Regions from separate parts of the Homo sapiens genome. Here region 2 is linked to region 1. Evidence: read pairs that join two places in POLR2A ChIA-PET (ENCODE). Cell type or tissue: Panc1. All regions are shown on one strand. Links, peaks and the distances in the headings refer to the core of each region. The heading gives the core; the rest is flanking DNA.

Region 1 (7,800 bases), core at 1,607-5,606:
TTTATCAAACTGTGGGGCACGACAGTATCTTCTGCAAAATTTTTAGAAAGAATGTCAACACTTTAAAAAATCTCTATCCCCTTTAAACTTCTTTATCCCTAACATACCCAAATCATATAGAAAAATGGATTTCTTCTACTGCTATATGTTACCAGGAGTTGTAACCACGTTTCTTTCTTTCTTTCTTTCTTTCTTTCTTTTTTTTTTTTTTTTTAGTAGTGATGGGGTTTCACTGTGTTAACCAGAATGGTCTCGATCTTCTGACCTTGTGATTGGCCCACCTTGGCCTCCCAAAGTGCTGGGATTACAGGCGTGAGCCACCATTCCTGGCCATAAGCACGTTTCTTATCCACAGAAAACTCTCAACTCATAGTTCATATCAGTGTGTCAGGGTACTGCTACTAATAATAGCCCTTCCTGGATTTCATTTTTCCAGTCCGTCTTTTTTTTCCCCTTTACTTATGAGCCACAGAATCCTATGCTTGTTTGTACATATTATTACATTTGTCCCTTCCTTTGATTTTCACACATTACCAATAATATATAATTATCAATATATAATACTGGCAAAGTGGCTTTTTTTTTAGATTACTCTTTTAAATGTCAGTAAAAAGAAGAGAAGAGAAAAGTCCAGCCAAGGTATTGTACGCCAAACCTCATTTGTTAAACAGAACCCCAGAATTACTGTGAAGAATCACTCAAAAATCTTATCCTGTTCTCTACAGTTAAAAGAAAATTTTAATACTTAAAAAATAGTTTAAAATCCCAACTTTTCCTTATTTTTGTTTGAATTTATAAAGCAATGTAAACCATTTGAAAAACAAGAAAGTAATAAGGAGGAACGCTAAATTTCTGTTTGTGATACTTCAAGTCTGTATACTTAACTCTGGCAACAGGTCTGCGCTTTTACAATAAAACTACAAAAGATGCAAATTTTTCATCAAAGTATAACAAAGTTGAAATTTGTAGCTAGATTACAATATACTTAATTTAAGATTATAGTAAATTTAAGTATATATAGAATTTAAGTAGACAAGATTCTATCTTCCTCACATTCCTTAAAATCTCATATAAAAATGATTTATTCTGTATGCTGGGTGGTGAATTCTGTACGTTTTAAATGATCAGTTTCTAAAAAGGGTAGAATTCTAGTATAATTTAGAGTCATATAATCCATAATTTCACAGTACCAGAATCAAAGTTAATCACAGGTTGAAAATAAGTGAAGATCAGATAGATGTGTGGATGGGAGATAATACACTGATTTGACTACTGCTAAGGAGTCCATAACGGATACTGCAAGAGCCATTTTTGAAATGAAGAAAAGATAATTTGTGCACAAGTTCCATCACAGGTGTTTTGGGTTAAGCAGTCAATTACCGTGGGTTTAGAGGAGAAAAAAACGAACTGGAATGTATGCTAACATCTCAAAGTGATATCAACGTTTAGACTCTGATAAATCCTCAAATGAATGTTTTTCAAACTGTGTATCCTAGAGGGAAACTCAATGATCATATTTGGAACCACTTATCCTTATAACATCAACATGTGTCTGAAGAGCTGTTTTATGTCAGAATCTCCTTTAATAACTCTGTTTTGAAAGAAATAAACATTTTGAAAATCATATTTTCCAAAAGGAGTGGTCTGAAATACAAAACCGGTGAGTCTGGGATAGAGCTTTGGTTTGCCAGTCTACCTTCCCTGTGACTATAAATTTGAAATAGTTTCAGTTGTGTTCTTAGGCAAATGTGACCACAATACACTAACCTCAGTACTTATATGAAGTCATTTGGGTTAGAGTAGCAGATCTAGAAGGATTGAATCTCCAGCCCCAATTATGACAAAATTTAGTAGTTCAGCGCTCCAGCCTCATCTACATCCTTCTTGATCTCTTTATGAATAGAATAATAATTTCTTAGAAGATATCAGTCCAATCCTATCTTTGTTCACTGAGTTAATAAAACTGTAAAATAATATACCCATATATTTGCTGCTCAAATTGTTTCTTTATGATTCTGGTACAATAATTTTGAGGAGAAAATAAGATGGACAAGGTATAAATATTTCTTAAAAAACTTTTCACGAGCAAATATTTAATATTTTTGTTTGTTTTTTGTTTTGTTTTGTTTTTGTAAATACAAAAAGACAATATCTATGTCAATAACAAACTCTGGATGCCTACAGTTATAGTCATTACCACTTTCATTTCATAATCCAAGTATTATATGATACCCAAACCTGAAATAATTAGGAATAAACAATGTTTCTTTGGGTCTAACTGCCACCAGCAAGATCACTGAAATGTTGGCACATCCTTCAAGAACCCTTTCAATCTCCTCTCTGCTGTCTCTTCTTCCCTCCCATTTGTGTGTTTAAGCTTGAACAGCTTCCAGCAACCAAGCTTTTTACCTCCTATTACCACCCCATCCATTTAGCAGATCACATCCCTACCCTCTTTCCAGTGTCCACATCAAGACATGGATATCATACAAGGGAATTTTTCTCTTGCAATTGGAGCCACTTTATCCCATTACTGGCATTGTCTCTTGCTTTGCTTTGGTATAGTTATTGATGCACATTAAAACTCCCAGTGTTGTCAGATTGCTGCTCCGCTCAGCTTTGAGCTGGTACTACTCTTTGAAGTCAATGCTGATGACTAATACAGAAGATAATTTCGGAGATCATTCTGTTGCTGCCATCCTGACCCAATGTGGAACTGCTCAGAAGCCATTCTTCTCATATAGAGAGAATCTTTGTTCACCACTTCTGCCAGTCTGTTAACTAAGTTCCAAAGTAGTGCTACCTTGTCTTCCCAGTATTTTAGAGACTTTGGGTAAAAGGGATGTATTAGATTTTCTTTGATTCCCTTTCTTTCTAGGAGTTAAACATGCATCTATTGAAGCTGTGCCAGAAGTAACTCTGAGTTATAGACTTAAAAAAATATCACTGCAGCTCATCTTTTTCTTAAGATGACTTCTTGCCCACAAAATTGCTCAATCTTCTTTAAATATATGCCTGGCGAATCAAATCTATCACTGTTCTAGCTATGCCTGGATGTGTCTGAATCCTAAGGTGACTAAGCTTGGGCTCAAGCTGGTATCCTTACCATACTTTATTTTAATGTTCTTTTTGTTACCTCACCCCCATTTTCATTTCCACTGTATATTCAATGCTTCATCTTTATGTATGTTTTTAAACTAGAAACTACTCTAAAACAAGAATCAGCTTTGAAAATTAAATCCATGTTGATACACACATGTAAAGGTAATGTGTTTCTAAATCAAAATGCTTTAGGTAGGCTTCTTCAGTTATATATTTGCAATATCTAAAACATACTGTATGTTTAATAATATCATTTAAAAAGTTCAAATAAAGTTTTATAAAGAATTTACTTTTTTTTTAATACATACGGTGTAGTCTGGGTTTCTCTCAGTACTTCTACTAAAATAACTATTCAGTCTTTGAAAAGGTTTAGTCAACATAATCAATATAAGTGTATTGTTTCTGAAATACTAGGTCAAATAGTTAATGCATCTATGGTGTAGCTCAAGACCAAGGGTAACTGAGCAAGCATTAACTTGTGGAATCTTAATAGTCACTCCATTGCTGAAGTAAAAAGGAAACCAAGAGGAAACTTAATAATATTAAAAGTTATTTTAAAGGGAGTTCACATTGGTTTGGAGGGTACTTTGCTTCAAATACAATATCCACCTTTGTAAAACCCAAGAAACCCGTATTTGTAACATACACACATCTTTTCAGTTTTTAGAACATAAATCTTCAGATCCGTATTATTTCTCCACAGATAAAAATTAAAATATTGAAAGTCTTTGGAATAATAACAAAAGAAACCCCCTGGCAACCCAAAGGAAACTTGGAACTTCTTGTTAAGTGCTTATTTAACTATAAAAGAGTCAGTGTGTGTTGTAATGAATGGAAAATTGATTTTATTGTATTCCATTTATGAACATCTCTCAGCAACCTATTTCAGTATTAGAAAGATCATACATTAAAAATGATTTCTGCAGTCATCAATGTATACAAGTTAAAATTTAGCTCCTGTTAAATTAACACTTCATTAAAATATCAAAATAAAAGCTTCGTCAAATACTTTTTTATGTTGTACTCCAAGACAGAAAAAAAAAATGAAAAAATTTAAAGAACAGATTGCTAGTTATTCTATTCTATAACAGTTAAGTTTCTCAGTTCTTTTTTTTTTCTTTTGCTAAGCTCTCTGTCACTGGAAACATCTTAAACCAATTTCAAGTGCTACACCTGAATAAACATGTTGTAAAAGTGTTTATGTATTGAAGTGGGTCAGTTCAAGGTATGGTATTTGGCTGGAACTTCTAATTTCTCTTTTTACAGTGAAAGGGCTGCCAGAAGGAGGAAGTCTGAGCTGAATTAATACATTTGTTACAGTGGAAGTAGAATGGAAACTGCTCGGACCACAAATCAAACTGCCTCTTTCATTTATGCCAGTGATAGAGTTTTTCTAAAAAATATAGACTCTGGCATAGAGCCACTGTAAGTTTGCATTTAAAAGAGAAATCTATATGCTTATTTGTTTAAGGTTTACTGCTTTGATTATTTGTAAGTCCCTTCTCTTGTAGAACTCAGTATAGTGGCATTTGTGAGGCAGATGGCCATTTTAATACTTGTAGGAATTGGACAACTTTTCCCAGTAGGTTGTAAGACAACTGTGGAGGATACCTATGCTGTCTAAATTGATGCAGCCTTTTTTTTTTTTTCAACCAATACCTCCACATTTGAAGAACCCCTGTGTCCGTCCCTCTCAACAGCTGCACAACCTTATACGACACGGTCTCATTTTCTGACGGTCTTGTTCTCTGCACAATGGAAGTATACACAAAAGTTTTTATGCTGCCAAAATAAATTTTGTTAAGAGCAAGGGTTTATTTGCTAAAATGCCATTGATGCCATTTTGGGGACTTGCTTTCCTTTCCTTTCTTCTAAGGTGGGTCAGGTTTTATAATGGACTGAGGTTGCTCCACAGTCTTTACTGAATAAATATTTTAAGAAAACATGCACATCTCTCATGGGGCAAGCCAGAGTCAATCATGCACATATTTCAAACCACATTATATGTTACTCTTAAAAGATTGCTAACTTCTGTATCTAGAGTAGCAACTTTGCATAAGATATACATAATTCTTAACCAAATTTACAATTTAAGGTTAAATATCATCTTTGAATGATTTTCATTGAACCAGATATCAATGGTTTTCTTTTTCACATATATATAAAATATAATTTTCAGTGATTATTTTAAATTAGAAGAGCCTAATAAAAACTACTAAAAGAGGATACTATTAATACCTAACTGTAGGGCATTTGTGGAATCCAATTAAATAATGCATGGAAACTACTTAGAAAGATGCCTAGCACAGCAACCACTCCAAAGTGATTTGACATAGTTTTAAGTATTATTATTACTACCCACATGGGAGAGGTACTTTATCAACTTTATCTCTAGGGCACCTTGACTTTTAACTCACTCCTATATTGGTACTTGTTGTGTCCCTTTTCACTGATATATAACCACATCAAAGAACACATAAGGGTCTGAGACACAGGCTAGTTTATAGGCAAATTTGAGTCTTGAAGCTCACTTGGATTGTTTATTCTTCTTTCTGAGAGTCTCCAGGCTTGGTTTGCCTCTTCTGAATTCCTTTCAGTAAACATTTAGGTGTGTCAAAACTCAGAAGGGGAGGAATTCCAAAATTTCTATGTTTATTTCACAATACTTCATATTGATAATTATCAGGTTGGTGCAAAGGTAATTGCAGTTTTTGCCACTACTTTTAATAACTGCGGCTTAAAGCAGACCTCCATCCCCAGACTAGGCTTCCAGAATGACTTGTGAAGAACTTTAAGTGTAGTGCAGCTTAGTAAAGGTTGCTGGGCACTGGCCAGAAGTGAAGGTGGAAAGGCTATCACCACTAATTAACACTTGAAAGGCTTCGAATAGGCTGGAGAAAGTAGAAACACCCTGCCAAGTATTCGGCTTTTATAACTTAAAGGAAAATTACAGGGCATTTAGTGCCGAAGAGCCCATAGCTAATATTTTTTTAAATTGTTATTTAATGTGGACATTTCCAGGCGAATGAGTAGTCAAATCTTCCAATTTATAGTATTCTTGACTTCAAGGTCTGAGAAGCTCTCAGTGAGTGAAAGCAGCTGGAGGGTATTCTGTGGTGGAAGAATGATGCAAGATGTAACACCATAGATGGATAATTGTCTGTAATAGTAAGCCTCAATATTTATAAGAATCTTGGCCTGTAAGGAAGGCATTCTGATAATGTTTTAAAACTTTTCCCCTTTTCAAAGTACCCTCAGAATTCATTCACATCAGGTAATTGTTCTTTCTTTTTCATAAACCAAGTGCTTTTGTATTACGTTCTAGGACGCAGTATCAACGTAAAATCTGCTGGTCTTGTGGGAAGACAGGGACCTCAGTCAAAACAACCATTCATGGTGGCCTTCTTCAAGGCGAGTGAGGTACTTCTTCGATCCGTGAGAGCAGCCAACAAACGAAAAAATCAAAACCGCAATAAATCCAGCTCTCATCAGGACTCCTCCAGAATGTCCAGTGTTGGAGGTAAGAATAAACCCGAGCAGCAGTTATGCACAGAGAGTTATGGGGTCGTATGCTGCAAATCAAGTAGCCACAATAAATTTACCCTCTATGTATACCTTCGGATGGTACATTAAATCTTCCAGTGATGTTTCTAGCATCCCAGAATGTTTCATCAGTGAATCACTCAGTAATTCATTTTAAAATACATATGAGTTGCCTTCATATGTTGAAAGATTCAGTTCAAATTAAAGTCAAGATGACAGTAATAAAATTATGAAATGGCTAATCAACACAATCTAGCCAGAACTGAGCTACATGACTTGCTGAGCTAACTTCCTCAGGGCCTTTCAAAAATGGATGGTCAACCAGGTAAATTAAATGTAAAATCCTTTCTTTCGTACTTAAGTCAATACATGTGAATTATGCTACTCAGTTTTATTTTTCTGAGATTAGCAGGAGAAAGACATAAGAAGACAATGATTAAAATATTTACCTTTTCATTATTTGGAGGACTATTATCTAATTTTCTTCAGGTGTGTCTACACACACACACACACACACACACACACACACAGTCTTTCAACAAAATATTACGAATGCACAATTCATGTCAGTCTTTGCAAATTAATCTGTTAATTATAGAGGGATCAAATTTCAATTGATCAGAAAGCATCTAACTGCCAAAATTTGTAGTGGCTTAATCGTATTATTTATACCAAGAAGTACCTTGTTTAGTCCAGGATGCAAACAGTAAGCTGTTAGATGAAAATGGTGGCTATTTTAGTTCAAAAATTGATTTCATGTATAAAAATAAATTTGAAGGGGGAACTCATCCTGGAACATCTCAATGTAGTATCACATACTTATCTATTTGTCAAATATGCATTCTTCTGTGATAATGGCCAATTTATGCATAGCACTCTGCCAGGCATGATGGATGAACTAATAAGCAAAAGATACATGATTCCTATATATATTATTTTACCAAATTGAAATTCTAACTTCAAACAGTCTTTGTCATTATTCCTAAAATCTTCATTTTTCTCAGGTTACTTGAAAATGACAGGTCATACAGCAGCTATTTATTACTCAAACATGCATGAGTGTTTAGATAAGAAATAGATGACGACCTTTATTTGTTTGTTTTTATTTGCTCAGAGACGCTCCATAAAACTACTAGGTGGAATTCATTGGACTTT
Region 2 (7,800 bases), core at 1,362-5,361, 120 kb before region 1:
GTCAATAAATTATAGCTCTCCTACAGTTCTCCTCTCTCAGAGTTATCAAGCTGCTAAATTCCTGGGCCAGGACCAGTATCTTATTCTTTATGTATCACAGTATTTTATAACAATTTCTAGCATTAAACTGGCTAGGACAGAAATAACGTAAGTCCATCATAAAGTAACTCCTAGTTAAAGTTTTACACTTTTTCCATTTTATTTTTTATGTAGGGTGAAAATCGTTATTTCATCCAGGAAGTAACTGATTAACCATGAGCCTGATTCTCTCCTTTCAGATAAAATTTTAAAGGGAAAGACACTCAAGATGTGATGTAACCATTACTAGCACTAGTTTTCTCAGAACACTACAGAATAATTTGTAAACTTAGAAAATGTTGACAAAAGTAAACAAGAAGAGTACAACACATGTTGATTCATAACAATATTAGGCAGCTCTAATCTGTCAATAAACAAAGACAAGGAAACAGTTCCATTATTTTTGACAACTTATAAATAACTAAGGTCAGGTCCAAACACCTAAGCACTGAATTCAAGTTCCAGTCTGCTTTTCATTTTCTTCTATTTTTTTTTTATGAAGTGCACCCAGACTTGAACATTTGCTCCTCCATGAACATATTACACAGCTGATGCTTTTGAAATTATACTCCTACGATGCATTGTGTCAGGATTTCCACCTCCTGGCCAGCGCGGGCCTATTCTCTATCATCTTTCAAATCTTAACTTAGGGCCTACAACCTCTTCTTTTCTGTTTCTCTTTAGCTATCTTAATTTTTAATATTTTGACAGCAATTACATCTGTATCTGTAGTATAGCATTTCTTTTAGTCTGTCTTTTCTTATGACTTTTTAAAATAGAAAACTTGGGTTGTTAAATAACATTTAAAGACATTGAATCATTAGTTAATCTTTACACAAAGAAAACATCAGATCTAGGCAATTTTATAAATGAGTTCTACAAACTTTTAAAGGTATAGATGATTTTGGTCGTAAAAAAATTCCTAGGCAGTAGAAAACTACAGAATAGATTTTTTTTGCAATACTAAAGTAACTTCATATCAAAATTAGATAGATGGAGTAAAATAAAAATAACAGGCCCGTCTACTCATGAACATAGAGGGAAAAACACTTAAGCAAAATAGTAGCAAACTGAATTTAGATAACATACCAAATATTAAATTCTTGTATTCTAGTTTCAAGTTTGGCTTGACATTAGAAAGTATATTAATAAATTTGCTACATTAACAGATTAAGGAATGAAAAAATTTCAGATGTTCTTAATAGAAGTTCATCATTTGATAAGAATAAAAATTCATTGTTGATGAAAAAACATTACAAGTTAAGGATAATAGACAGCACATACTAACAATCTAGAGCAAATGTTATACTTAATAGAAAAATGTCAGATACGCTTTTTTTTAATCAAGAATAAGGAGGATATTCAATATTACTCTTTATATTTGACATTATTTGGGACCTCCAGGTCCTAACGGTACTTAAGTATACTTGATAATTACCACTGGAAGGGCTCAGAGGACCACATGTTCCTTCCAGAATCTGGTAACTAGGGTATGGTAGAGTAGGCAAGGTGGACATGCCCAACTTTACTGTGTTGAGTATCTTTTCTTTTCTCAGTCTCCACATGGATGTCAAATATCTAGAACTTTGCTGTGCATTATGATAATCTCTGTGTTACAAGTCTGAATTCAAATATGGCTACTCTGGATTGAAAAGCACTATAAGCATAAAATACAACACTGGATTTGAAAGACAGTATAAAAATGCAAACTATATAAATAACTTTTGATAACATGTTTACATGCTAATATGTTGGATATATGGGCTTAAATATTACTAAAATGAAAATTAGTTTTACTGGTTTCATTGTACATTAAAAAAATGTGGCTACCAGAAAATTTAAAATTACATTTGTGGCTCTGATGAGTGGAATTATTATTTCTAGTGAACAGCTCTGATTTGTGGTAAATCTGAGCTGAAGAGCATTAGTGCAGGGTGTAAGGGGTGGAGACAGCATAAATGCTGGCAGGGTGGAGGAGAAGGAGGAGGAGGAGGAGATGACCTGGCTCTTCCTGCGCACTAGGCCATAGCCATCATGCTTGGGAGACTCAAGCTCCACAGGCTGAGGAGCCAGAGCTGAAGACCTTGGAGTTATCCCAGAGAAGATTTCCAGCTCTGGTCTGTAGAGGCAGAGGCGCTGCAGAGATGGCTCTCTGAGACAACAGTCAGTCCATAACGGCAGTGGGGCCATGAGTGATTTCTGCTGGCTTCCCTGGACATGTTCAGCTTAGGGCTGGATCTTTGAGGCTGGGTGATAATCTCAGGCTATCATCAATTTTTCTGCCTCTCCTGTTAGACTTCAAGATTCTTGAGGAGGTCCTGTGGCTTACCTTTTTCCTATCTCTTACTATATAACAACAAACTGTTTTGAATAGAAAACAAGCTCCAGACTTACTTGTTAATTCAAACGGGAATTATTTCTTAGTTCAAAAGCTTTCCATGGGACCATTATTCTTAACTTCATTCACTACTAGACCCCTTCAGGATAATAAGCACGCAGGACCCGTTACCTCTCTAGCACTGGCCAGAAGGTAAAGAATTCTTTCAAGGTGCATAGCTTCATAGTATTTTTAAAGTATGTTGGAGACTCTACTATTAGTATCATTATCATTTGTGTATAATGATTTTTTTTTTGAGATGGAGTCTCACTCTGTCACCAGGCTGGAGTGCAGTGGCACAGTCTCAACTCACTGCAACCTCCGACTCCCTGGTTCAAGCGATTCTCCTGCCTCAGCCTCCCGAGTAGCTGGGACTACAGATATGTGCCACCATGCCTGGCTAATTTTTGTATTTTTAGTAAAGATGGGATTTTACCACGTTGGCCAGGATGGTCTTGATCTCCTGACCTCATGATCCACCTGCCTTGGCCTCCCAAAGTGCTGGGATTACAGGCATAAGCCACCGTGCCTGGTCATGAATTCATTTTTAAATGGATTTTTATAACCCTGATTAAGAAGTCTTAATATATGATCTATGAATGTCTCAGTTTACTGAATAGACAGTAAAATAATTCTGTCTCACTCTTTTGCACCTCCTTTTTTTTTTTTTGACCTTTCTTGCACTAACATTACTAACAAACAGATTCATATCTTTACTGGTGTTGTTGAACATCTACTATGTAAAGTTTTGTGATGGCTAAAAGATACACAAGACATATTCTCTATCTTCAAGTTGTTTACTGTCTCACAGAAGATTTAAAGACACCAGTAACTTTAACACAAACAGCATAAGAGGGTGATGGAGCTCTAAAAATTCAGGACTGTCACATTGACCAGGAAAGAGGGATCTCTGTCACCCGAGGAGATTAAAGCAAATATCATTGTTGAGATGACTTCCAGAGTGAGTCTTAGATGATAAGTGGAATTTGGATAGTGGAAAAAGTGAAGAGGGCATTATCTCTAGGCATAAGAAATGGCATGAACAATGGTAGAGTCTTCTAAAAATGAGGTTTATGGCTGTTGAGCTGAGCAACAATTTGAGATTCTTTTTTGTTTTCTCTCCATAAATAAGAGTAGTGTTTAGTTTATCTGATAGGAAATAGGAAAGTACCAAAAACAATGAAGATGTGTGACATGATCCAAGCAGTACTTTAGTAATTAAGAGTGTTGTGCAAGGTGACTTAAGGAAGAATCAAAAGACGTTATACTTCATGGGAGTCATAATAGAAGAATGAAAGAAATGTAAACGTCTACAGGGAAAAAATTCAAAGCATTTAGCAACTGATGTTGATATAGGTTATGTATTGAAGAGAAGAGTATAACCAAATATCTGTTTGAGACTAACAAACCGACTAGTGAAAAAGTTATGTTTTTCAATTTTAAATGCAACCAACTATTCAGAATTTCACTCTAATTTTGTCTTTAGTAGCAAACCTATCTCTCCCTTTCCTTTTACTCTTCTAATTTTTTATAAAATATTTCTTTATTATTTTCATTATTTTCATTATTTTGCTTTCCATACCCTTTGAAATCTGGCTTCCATCTACACCCCTCCACCAAAACTTTTTAGGCAAAGGTCTTTGATGATGATCTCTTTGTGGCTTAATAGGCTAGATTTCTATTCCTTATCTTTACTTCACTAACTATTTGATAATGGTAATTAATTAATCATTTTCAACTCTCTCCTATCTTGGTTTCTGTGACACCATTATCTCTTAGTTTCTTTTCCTACATATTTGGTTATTTAAAGAACAATGCTTCCTTAACCCATTTCATATATGTTGGAGTTTCCTAACTTTCTATTTTCAGCCTTTACATCTTATAATTCTACACATGCATTCCCATAGTTTCAACCTTAATTTCCAATGTTTTTTAAACAAATATTTATTGAGTATCTGTCTTTACCAGACATTTTGTTGATGAATCCCAAAATCATCATTTCTATTTCACCTTTTCCTCCTGAGCTCTAGATCCCAGATGTCCATCTGCCTACTTGAGTTAATCTCCTGACTGTAATCGAAGCCCTGCAAAGATAACATTCTCTGTCCCGACCCCTCCTCAGACTAAGTCTTACTCTTCTATCTTTTTTCTTAGTGAACTGTAATAACATTTATCCAGTTGACCCAATTAGAATCCCAAGAGCTCTGCTTGACTCTGCATTTCAGTAGATGACAGCATGGACAGTTGCCAATGGCCAGAGACCAGATGTCTTTCTTTCATGAATTACCCCCTGAAGAGAAACAGGAGTAGAAGGACAGAAAATCTTGCATAGAAAGCATTTGAATTTGAAATAACTGTTTTTCCATAGAATTGGCTAAAGAATTATAATGGAGATTCAAAATTGAGGTTGAAGTGCATTTTAGAAAAAGTATGTTAAAATTTTGCTCACCTGAATGCACAGCTTAAAAATATGACTTAAATTTGTTCAATTACAGTATACTTCTAAACGTTTTTCAGAAGTTCCTTATAACTTTTAGGATAAAGTCCAAAAACTATAGCACTGGATCCAAAGCTCTTTACAATCAGATTCATGCTTGCCTCTCCAGCCTCATCTCTGGCTACAAGCATCCTTGCATTCTACCTTTGAATAAGCATGGTTTTTCTGACCTCTATATTTGCTCTTACATTTTCTTAGCATATTTGTTAGCCAATATTCACTTGAGTAATTCTTATTCATTAGTTCATCCATAAACATTACAGAACATCTAACAATGTGCCTAGTATTGTTTAGTTCTGAATCCCAAAGATGAAAAAGCCAAAATCCTTGCTCTCAAGGAACTCATTATCTGTTGGAAGAGGCAGACACAAGAGATAAGTTTATTGATAGGACATTGATAGAGATGTATCACAGATGGTGTCTCTGGAATTGAGGGAAAGGTCTTGAAAGACTTCATGACAGAAGTGAACTTATGTGCTATGGTTTGAATGTTTGTGTTCCCTCCAAAATTTTTATTGAAACATAACCCCCAATGCTACAATATTAAAAGGTAGGGCCTTTAGGTGATAATTAGGTAATGAGGGCCTTGCCCTCATAAATGAATTAGTGCCCTCTAAAAGGACCTGAGAGGGCAAATTTATCCTTTCTATCCCTTTCACCATGTGAGGACGCAGTATTCATCCCTGTCCGAGAATGCAATAAGATGTTATTCTTGGAAACTGAAAGTAGCCCTCACCAGACAGAAACTGCCAGCACCTTGATCTTGGACTTTCATCCTCCAGAACTGTGAGAAATAAATCTCTATTATTTGTCAATTACTCAGCTTCAAGTATTTTGTCATAGCAGCACAAATGGACTAAGACTATGAGAACAGCCATGTACTTTCCCAAGTTTTTAATGACTAAGGAGTGCTTTCCTATGTTTAAAATAAATCTTTCTCTGTAGTTGATTTTAGTTCTTTCCATTAGGGGACAAATCAATGATATCCTAAATCAGTGCCAAAGTTTAAAGTGAGGAGCTTTGGAATGATAAAATGGTTTTGCTCATAACCTAACCCTGCCAAAACAGGATTTTCAGGTGAGGTCAGACACTTCATCTTTGAAAAACAGTTCTGGAGATCACTGTGATACACATGCAAGGTTGAATACTGTTGTTAAATAATAGCTGGCAAGCACACAAAGAAAAAACAAACAAGAACTCTGCTAGTGATTTACGTTTGTTCAGGACTTAGCTTAGATAGCATCCTTTCAGAAATTTGTTTTGTATTGTCGTAAGTCTGGGATAAACACCTGCGGAAATCTGGGTTTAGCTCTATTAAAATACACTAAATTCTATATTTCTGTCTTCTCCATTAGACCTGAGGATAAAAACTATATCTTTTATATTGGCATTAACAAGACACAGCGTAGTACCAGAAGCATAGAAAATGCTTAATTGACATTGACTATAATGTAGGGGATATGCATTATGGAATATAGGGGACTCAGGTTTTAAAGAGGGACCAATAAATTCTATTTTGTTCATATTGAGTCTAAGGTGCCATTGGTTTATTTAGTTTTGAATACCCAGTGAGCAACTAGAAATGTGGGACTTGAAGTTCAGAAATAAGTCAGGACTAGAGATGCTGGTTTGCTAATAATCTTCAACACAGTATTAGCTGAAGTTATGAAAAGTATGTATGTATCTATCTAAGCATAGGAGGATAAAGAATTAATAAAAAAGACACATCAAAGGCTTTTCTAAATATACAAAGGAAATAAGGAGAATCAGTGCCACATAACTCAAGAGAAGAAAAAATTTCACAGTGAATAATGGGTCAACATTGTTAAATATTATAACTACAGTATCAAGTGCTATTGAGGGTGGGGTGTGGTGGCTCATGCCTGTAATCCCAGTGCTTTGGGAAGATGAGGTAGGAGGATTGCTTGAGACTAGGAGTTTGAGACCAACCTGGACAACACAGTGATACTCTTTCTCTACAAAACATTTTTTAAAACTGTGGTTGGGATACACAAGAAAAGTTAAGGATAGAGAACATCCATTTTATATTATAACTAGGAGATGAGAGTTGACATGTAAGGAAATAGTTTCAGCTAAGTTGTGGGGACAATAACTTAATACTAGTAGATAACCAAATACGTAGTGATAAAATGGTGGAATTTTGGACAGGTGAGAAATTACATGATAACTTGATGGACTGACAGGTGAACACAAAAGTTTGCATTATATTGAAATATTGGAAAAGAAGGAGCAAATGACTGATAAAGGTGGGATGGTAGAAAATATTGAAAAAGGAATGACTGGTGAAGGATAAACTTTGGCAAGGCAGTATGGTATGGCGTTGCAACCACAGAGGGACATTGTGACGATTCGGGAGGCACCTCTTTGCATGACATAGAAGAGAAAAAGAAAATAGATACAGAATCATTTTGAGGTTGAAAGGGAATTAATTTTAGGTTTATTAAAACTTCCCAGGGCCGGGCACAGTGGCTCGCGCCTGTAATCCCAGCACTTTGGGAGGCTGAGGTGGGCAGATCACGAGGTCAGGAGATAGAGACCATCCTGGCTAACATGGTGAAACCCTGTCTCTACTAAAAATACAAAAAAGTAGCCAGGCACGGTGGAGGGTGCCTGTAGTCCCAGCTACTCGGGAGGCTGAGGCAGGAGAATGGCGTGAACCTGGGAGGCAGAGCTTGCAGTGAGCTGAGATCATGCCACTGCACTCCAGCCTGGGCGACAGAGAGAGACTCCGTCTCAAACAAAACAAAACAAAACAAAACAAAACAAAACAAAATAAAACCAAAGAAAACAAAAACAAAAACTTCCCAAGAAATTATGGCATTAGCTG

Evidence for each region. Peaks named below come from ENCODE experiments on the same cell type or tissue, not always from the same donor. Only the 100,000 strongest peaks of a DNase experiment are listed, where the experiment ranks them.
Region 2: POLR2A ChIA-PET joins it to region 1 with 6 read pairs; 1 of 35 experiments calls an interaction of 5 or more read pairs at or near these places.

The regions. Positions count from the first base shown.
Region 1 is chr6:55,772,871-55,780,670 of GRCh38, reverse strand. BMP5 (bone morphogenetic protein 5) reads left to right here. Exons shown (of 7, transcript NM_021073.4): 4 at 6,428-6,622. Among named protein-coding and RNA genes, the nearest start is that of BMP5, 99 kb to the left of the region's middle. RefSeq lists an enhancer at 5,663-6,206. In Panc1, for the core only: no CTCF peak of the experiment used is centred there; no DNase peak of the experiment used is centred there; H3K27ac peaks cover 4,000 bases.
Region 2 is chr6:55,894,435-55,902,234 of GRCh38, reverse strand. No RefSeq gene overlaps it. Among named protein-coding and RNA genes, the nearest start is that of BMP5, 23 kb to the right of the region's middle. In Panc1, for the core only: no CTCF peak of the experiment used is centred there; no DNase peak of the experiment used is centred there; H3K27ac peaks cover 1,789 bases.